Regions from separate parts of the Homo sapiens genome. Here region 1 is linked to region 2. The links are chromatin contacts, found by Hi-C or POLR2A ChIA-PET in ENCODE. All regions are on one chromosome and are shown on one strand. Each heading gives the region's core, a stretch centred on a gene start or an enhancer-like site at or near the end of the contact. The rest is flanking DNA. Distances are from core to core; before and after follow the strand shown. Region 1 overlaps HDAC4 (histone deacetylase 4). Region 2 holds the start of HDAC4-AS2 (HDAC4 antisense RNA 2).

The links. A loop is a pair of places that touch in the nucleus more often than their neighbours do. ChIA-PET counts read pairs that join two places held with the same protein, here RNA polymerase II (POLR2A).
Region 1: a map of endothelial cell of hepatic sinusoid shows a loop between it and region 2 (7-fold over the local background). The contact joins the enhancer-like site here to the promoter of HDAC4-AS2 in region 2. A Hi-C loop is called at or near these places in 2 of 168 maps with a recorded cell type or tissue (astrocyte of the cerebellum and endothelial cell of hepatic sinusoid) and 1 of 37 single-sample maps with no recorded cell type. POLR2A ChIA-PET finds 5 or more read pairs at or near these places in 3 of 52 experiments (CD4-positive, alpha-beta memory T cell, OCI-LY7 and WTC11).

The regions. Positions count from the first base shown.
Region 1 is chr2:239,250,622-239,254,295 of GRCh38, reverse strand. All of the region lies in intron 2 of HDAC4 (histone deacetylase 4), which reads left to right. Among named protein-coding and RNA genes, the nearest start is that of MIR4269, 53 kb to the left of the region's middle. RefSeq lists an enhancer at 1,372-1,873. Within about 2 kb of position 1,300, at least 15 of the 41 ENCODE cell types and tissues checked have a DNase peak (open chromatin) inside an H3K27ac peak, as active enhancers do; they include OCI-LY7, where a contact is called at or near this core.
Region 2 is chr2:239,192,010-239,195,671 of GRCh38, reverse strand. It overlaps HDAC4-AS2 (HDAC4 antisense RNA 2), which reads right to left and starts at 2,027. Exons shown (of 2, transcript NR_198956.1): 1 at 1,496-2,027; 2 at 1-1,310. The region is part of intron 3 of HDAC4 (histone deacetylase 4); the gene reads left to right.

The sequences.
Region 1 (3,674 bases), core at 51-2,550, 59 kb before region 2:
GTTAAATTTGCATGGTAAACTCTTCAGCAGGGGACTTTCCTCCCTCCCTTCCTCTCATCCTTCTTTGTGTGTTTTGTGTGCTGTGGATTGTGGGTGTAGCCCTAAGGAGCTATTTTTCTTTGTCTTCCTGGGGCTACAGGGTTTCCCAGGTTCTAGACTAGTTTTACCCTTATTTCTAGACTTGAGATTCCAGAACTACTCAAAGAATATGAATCTGGAGGCCACATCCACAGGGACCCAGGTTTAGGGTCTTAGATTCTCACTGAAGCCTCTTCCTAGCAACCCTCTATTGCTTCCCAGGCCTGGTGGGTGGGGTTTTCTAGTTCTCTTTTCATAGACCAGACAGTCCTCCAAGAGTTCTGCCCGGACACAGGGTCTCAGTTCCAGTTCCCTGTCCAAGCCACGCTCATGGCCACCTCTCCTGCCCACCCAGATATGCAGCCGCCCACTGGCTCCCTGGTGCCTGTCTCCAGTTCTGATGACTCTTGGGCCCCAGGAACAGGCAGCTGGGTCTTAGTGCACCTGCTCAGAGGGCCGTTTGCTTTCTTTCCTTTCTGGTAATTGGGGTCTTCTCTTGAATTCAACTCTGCCTACAATATTAGGGCGAGATTTTATTCTATCTTCATAACTGTTTCTTTGTTCTTACAGTGGGAAGCGAGGGATCCTTATCGAGTCAGTGCAGTAAGGTTTGGGAACCTAAAGTTCTGGTTGACTTGCTGTGTTCTGTAGCTCTGTGTTGTGGACATGAGGAGGCTCTGTGCTTTTCAAAGTGTAAAATTGGCTTTTACTACAGGCGCGTGTTAATTCAGAACATCAAAGCAAGGAGTACACATTCAGCCACTGCTGTTTTCCAGTTCCTCTTTTCTTGTAGTTGAGTTAAAAGGCTAGCCCTTCTTTCTAGTTGTCTGAATATTAGATGTGACATCGGTCATAACAGCATACAGGGGTGTTCGTTTTAATTCAAGATTGCCTTCATGCCCAAGTGTGGGACTTTATGGGTATAAAACCAAAGAAATTTGCTTTAGATTACGAAAGCTGCATCTTTGTTTTGTTTTGATGTAATTTCTGTGTTTTCTTTGCCGTATGATTCTGATTTTTACCACGCTAACGCAGTGGTACAAGATTTATCATCTGAGTTGCACGTTGAGTGATAGGAAGTGGATTTGTTCCCGAGACTCTAATATCTTAGGAGAAGATGAAAATATGTCATGAGCTTAATGCCGCGTATGAAGTGTGATGGGAATGTGTGTTGTGCCTCTGCTCTGCCAGGCACACTGCCAGCTACACAGGAAGCCTGCTAGGAAGTGTGCAGTGCGGGCCGCCGTGGCCAGCGGGCTCTCCGTTGCAAAACCGGTGGCCGGCGAAGCGCAGGTGGTGCGTTCCTGGCGGAGAACAGGCTGGGTCTTAAGGGTGTGTGCGTCAGGGAGGGAGGAGAGAAATGATCGGATTTCTGCTTCTTCAAAATTCAAAAATAACTTTATTAAACAGAAGATAAGGGATTATATTTTTAAAATTTTGGATAACTCTGTTCTTAGAGCTATGAAGCATTTAAAACCTTGGAAAATCGTTTAAGAAAACATTTTAACCTATTGACTGCCCTCTGGTTTGGTGCAGTGTTTGTCCTTTGGCGGAGAAGCAAGGGGAGGAGGTGGCGGGCACAGACCATCTTCCCATCCTCAAGAAGGAACTTCCGTGGGACATGAGAGCTCTTGGAGGCAACAGCTTCCTTTTTGTTCTGCTCTTTCCCTCGTGCCTTTTGATTTTTCTCTTTAACTTTCTGCTAAAACCTGAGAAATGCTCTCAGCCAATCTGCTGAAGGAGGGGAAAGTCAGAGGACTTGCTCCCACAACGTGGGCTGTGTCCATGGTGACGTGGGCTGTGTCCATGGTGGCGTGGGCCATGTCCATGGCATAGGCTATCTGTGGCACTGCGGCTTGTGAGTACGTTTGTGGGTGCTTAGTCCAGTCCTCTCAGTCCTGCAAGGTTGGAGAGCATCCTGGCACCCATTCGATGGCTGTTGACGGTGAGGCCCACACTGATCAGCTGGCTCATGTGGCATCACAGGCTCCTGGGAGTGGATCCTGGCTTTGATGCTGGGCGATCCTGCTCCCACACTCCCGGCCAGAATCCTGGAACCACCATGACAGTCGTCATGTGGAAACCACAAGCTGGAAAGTCTGGAAGGGGCAGAAATCCACATCCTGCCAGTGACATTAGCGTAGTGAACATCCAACAGCAAGTCGCTTCTCCTGGTGGTGGCTCTATTTTTAGAAGATTAAAATAGAATGCAATACAAAGAAATCACTGTATATTTAGAAACTGAAGCTTCTGTTGTATAAAAAGGAATAGTGATAAGATTAAGTTAGTCTTGGTGTAGGGGAGGTTGTGATGTGTAGGGTATATTCATTCTGTGCATAACAGAAATGTAATAGTGATTTCTGCACATGGTACACCTGCTTCTTAGAGGATCCAGAAAAGCTGGTTTTGTTGGAGGGAGGAGTGTGCTGGAGTACTATTGAATTAAATAATAATGATGTGATTATCTTGAATGTACATTTGTACCATTGAATAATGAGCCTTGTGCAGTGGGAGAGCGTGTTCTAGAATACAAGGAGGTAGATTGGGGCATCTCAAGCAGGAGCTAGGACTGCAGGTACTGTGTGGTTACAGCTGGGGCCAGTGTGTGGAGAATGGAACTCTTTGTTTTTATTTTTTATTTTTATTTTTGGAGGCAGGTCTTGCTCTGTCACCCAGGCTGTAGTGCAGTGGTGTGATCTTGCTCGAGAGATCCTCGTGCCTCAGCCTCCCAAGTAGCTGGGACTACAGTCACACGCCACCACACCCAGCTGATTTTTTGTATTGTTGATAGGGACAGGGTCTCATTATGTTACTGAGGCTGGTCTTGAATTCCTGACCTCAAGCAATATTCCCGCCTCATTCCTCCCAAAGTGTTGGGATTACAGGCGTGAACCACTGTGCCTGGCTGGGAATGGAAATCTTTACCCAGATCACCCACGACGCTAGCTGTGGTGGCATCTGTGTGTCTCCCCCATCTTCACTTTTTAGAAATAAAATTTTGTTTGAAAACATTTTAGATATGAAAATAAAACTACGTGGTGTATATTATTCGGTAGTACCAAAATTAAGGAGAGTAAAACGTCTTGAAATCGTTTAAAGTTGAGGACATGGAAACCACTCATGTGGAAAGGCCCTTTCCACCCCACGTCATCCTCTAAGGGAGCTGACGGCGCCCACAGGGCCAGGTGCCAGCTGACGAGTCTCTTTCCAGACGTGCTGGCTGCACCGGTAAGTTGATGCAGGTCTCGAGGTGAACCAGGCGTGTGGCGGGGGCACGTGAACACACGTGGGCAGGTTCCCCGGGTCTGCAGAGGGGAGGATCCCGCCAAGGGTGAGGGAAAACCGCCCCCGAGTCCCATCTCTGGCAGCTCTTCTGCTGGGGAGGCCCATGAGCCAGTCCACTGTCGTGCCCCTTCGCTGTGGCCTCTGGCAGCGGGCTTCTGGCTGGAACACAGCAGTCCACAGTCAGGCCACTGAAAACCGTCCTTTCTGTCGAGGTCCCAGGGAGGAAGTGCCTCTTCTGGCCCCTTCTCCTTGGAGAGGCCAAGACGTTCCTCTAAAGGAGGCCCGATGCCTGTGTCACCACTGCCAGTGCA
Region 2 (3,662 bases), core at 778-3,277:
AGGAGAGAAGGTTTTATTGTTTTCTTCAGGGTGCTTTGGGTCAAAAGCACTAGCAGCTTCTGTTGGGAACTCGTGGCATTTTGAATGGTTTTTGATACAGAAATAGCACAAGTCACGTCTGACACAGCCGTAGGCGCACGAATGCGTGAATGCGATTGTGGTTCTCATCTCTGCAGCTGGTGTGTGGGGCCGGGCCTGGGACAGCTTGGGCCTCATCCCCACCCACCCGGCTCCCAGGATCCTCATTAGGAAGCCCTCAGGAGCCCTGGGGTGGGTCTCCTTGCCCTGTGAACGCTCCATTTGTGTTATTGAATCCAACATAAATGCAGCATTGTCTTCAGAGGTGAGCAATGGCCGTGGCCGGAGGTGCGCATGGGATGCAGGCGGCGTGTGCTGCTGTTGATTTTCTCTGCTCTGCTCTTAGCTTACTTTAGCAGATAGTGGAGTTTCACGTGGCAGTCCGGTAAACCAAGGCAGTGTGAACATCCCTTCCCCACAATGAGTGAAAATGCAGGAGGTGCCGTAGTGAGAACAGCGACAGCATTCTGCGCATTGGTGAGCCCGACTCCCCAGCCTCGGTGCCCACCGAAGCCCCCTCTGGCTGCACTGTGCCAGTGAGTCCAGGCTCCTTCTCAGCAGAAGGTGGCTGCTCTGCAGGGCCCCTCGCCTCCCTGCTCCTCAGGGGACCCGCACTCTTCCATGTCCGTAGGGAGACGCGCACCGAGCTGGAGACACAGATCTGCGAGGAGTAACTTGCCTCTCTCACCAGCACTGCCAGGGGCGGATCAGCGCCAGCACCTTCCAGCATGCGCTAAACTGCTGGAGAAGCTGGAGTGGCTGGAAGGAGCCCTGCCTGCCTGCCCTCCTCCTCCTCAGTTGCTGGCCTTGGCAGCTCTAGGGTGACCCAGCAGGGGCCTGGAGGAGTAGGAAGCAGCTTCCCAGCTGCAGTCTGCATCATCCTCTCTGTGCTGTCACAGAATGGAAGGTTTTAGCAGAAAAAGGAGTTTGTAAGCGACATTCAGAAGATTTGGGCAGCAGTTTCTTCCCCCATAGGGTCCTGTCTTTTGGGAGTGGGGAGTGCTGGGCCAGGCTGCTCGCTGGCTGTTTCACAGGTGGTGGAATTTAAGAGCAGACTTGGGTCGAGCTGTGACCGTTCAGGTGATGCACGCACAGGAGGTTCAGCTGTGTGCCTGTGAGGCGGGCAGGAGCGTCACCCAAGCTTCAGAAGAGAATTCCCCGGCAGCAGCGTGGCGCTCAGCATGTTCCGTGTCTGACTGTTTTGATTGTCTCTCAGTCCAGTTGACAAATTCCTTTTAAGATGAAATTTGAATTAATTTGCAGAACTTGTACAAATCTCCAAGAAAACAGCTTAAGGAACAGATTAAAGAATGAATGCCTTAGGAATTAAAGCATTAATAGCTCTTGAGTAGACTGGATGGAAAGATGAGTTGTGTAGGTTATCCAGATGAGGCTACATCCAGGGAGCAATTCTTACCTTCAGAGGGCGCTGCCTGTCCTCCTTGGCATCCAAGTGAGCGCATCTCCTCCACGCTCAATGATGAATGCTGGCCGGCATCCCTGTGAGGAACCTTGTGATCATTTTCCATTTCTGAAAACTCCCAGGTGGTGGGGGCCCTTGGCCCACATCAGCATTGACCACCCCGGGCTCAGATCTGGCCAGGTGCCTGCGTTGTGATGGGAATTTCAGTACACTGAATTTTGCCTCTGACCCTGATGAAATAGCTTCGGTGGCATTTGCATCAAGATCATGTTAGTGTCATCTCTATTAGATGCTTTGGAGCAAACATGAACTTGGGTTTCCTTTTAAGATGTCCTGTGATTCCAGATTCAGGGGAATCTGAGAAAAGTTTGAAGAAAGAAAATTCCACTCGGCCAGCCAACCTTGGGTGTGCAGAGCCTGCCCCGCCTTCCCCACTTTGTCCTGAGAAGCTGGGTCCTCCCCAGCACCAGAGTTGCTGCTGCTTCCCCTCGCGCTCTTGGCTGCTCTCCCGGCCCCAAGCCTGAGTGACACTCTAGGATTGCAGATGGCAGGCTGGTCTCTGGGCTCCCCCGTCCCCATGACCCTCCACCTGCACCCAGACCTCTGGGTCCTTGCTCAGGCAGCCCCTGCCCTCGGTGAGACGCAGCCCACTGTGGGCCCTTCCCCTGGGCCTGCCATCAGCTCCTGTGCTCCTCGGCGCCCCAGCGGCTGCCCTGGGCCCGTTCCCACAGCACCTGGCACACAGCAGGAGCCATGAATGTTCTTTGGGAACTGAATGAGGAGTGGAAATGCGGGCATGTCATGTTTTTGAAGTTAATAAAAAAAATCCCTTAAAAGTTGTTTTATGTTCGGTTTTTAAAGAGATTAACACCAGACGTTTACAATGCTGCCCCCTCCCTCCATCTGTGAGAAATTAGAAATGGAGGGGGATGCGCTAAAGCCAGCAGCGGGTCAGGCCTCTGCCCAGCGCCTGTGGTGGGACCCTGTTTCTACATGGGACCTTGGGTGACAGCAGCACATCTTATAAGCAGGGGTCCCACCCAGGCCCCCCACACAGGGATAAATGAGGCGAGACGTAGGCAATAACCCAGCTTCCAAGATGCAACGCTGTGCAGTTACTTATTCCCTGTGCTTATTTGTTCAAGCTAAAATGTCTCTGTTTGACCAAACAGAAAGAATATGAGAGAGACCAGTTTCACCTACAAATATAGACACCAGCATTCTAAATAACATGGTCGTTGTTGATGCTATTTTGTTTTTCTAACTTTATCCCTTCCTGGAGATAAATGCAACTTTGTTCTTCTACATTATACAAGTGTATGCCTTCCCCGATGGGTTCACCCATGGGTGCTGACTGTGTAACTTAGAAGAACAAAGTTGTGTTTATCCCTGGAAAGCACGGGCCCGCTCACCTGAGGCACTCTAGGAAGTCACTGCAGGGCACTGGTCCCAGGAGAACCGCGTGCCAATCACAGCCATGAACGCGGAAGAGGGAACCGCAACCTGACAGTCATTCACGAGACTGTGTGTTCAGGAAAGCATTTAGCACCGCCGTGCTTGTGAGAGCCGGACCCGTAGCCCCCAGTGCCCACAGCAGGGAGCCCGCCAGCTGAGTCTTCTTCAAGAAGCCAGGCCCCGTTCTCTTTTCTCCGAGTTTGCGAGTTTGCTGACTTAGCTCTCCTCCCTGCCTTTCATATATTTTATTCCTTAAAAGAAAGTCTGAAGCAAATGTAGGTGAACGCTGATGTTTCATAAAACCAGCATTGCTTACGCAGTTTTTCCATTTTGCTATATTTTGTCATAAAAATGATCAGAAAAGGGAAGAAAGGAAATGAATAGGGTCCAGTCCTCACCCACATATGGGGTGGGGGAGTGGGTGGACCCCTGCTTTCTGCTCCTGCACATGGAACAGTCCTCACCTATGTGTGGGGTGGGGGGTGGGTGGACCCCTGCTTTCTGCTCCTGCACATGGAACAGTCCTCACCCATGTGCGGGGTGGGGGGTGGGCGGACCCCTACTCCCTGCTTCCGCACATTGAACACGCAGTTTATGTGCGTAGATTCTTCTCACATAATAGCAAATGAAAACCTTTTACTGTGTCAAAGTCGACACCCAATTAAAAACTAAATACATGCATTTTAAAAGTTGGGGGTTGCACTTC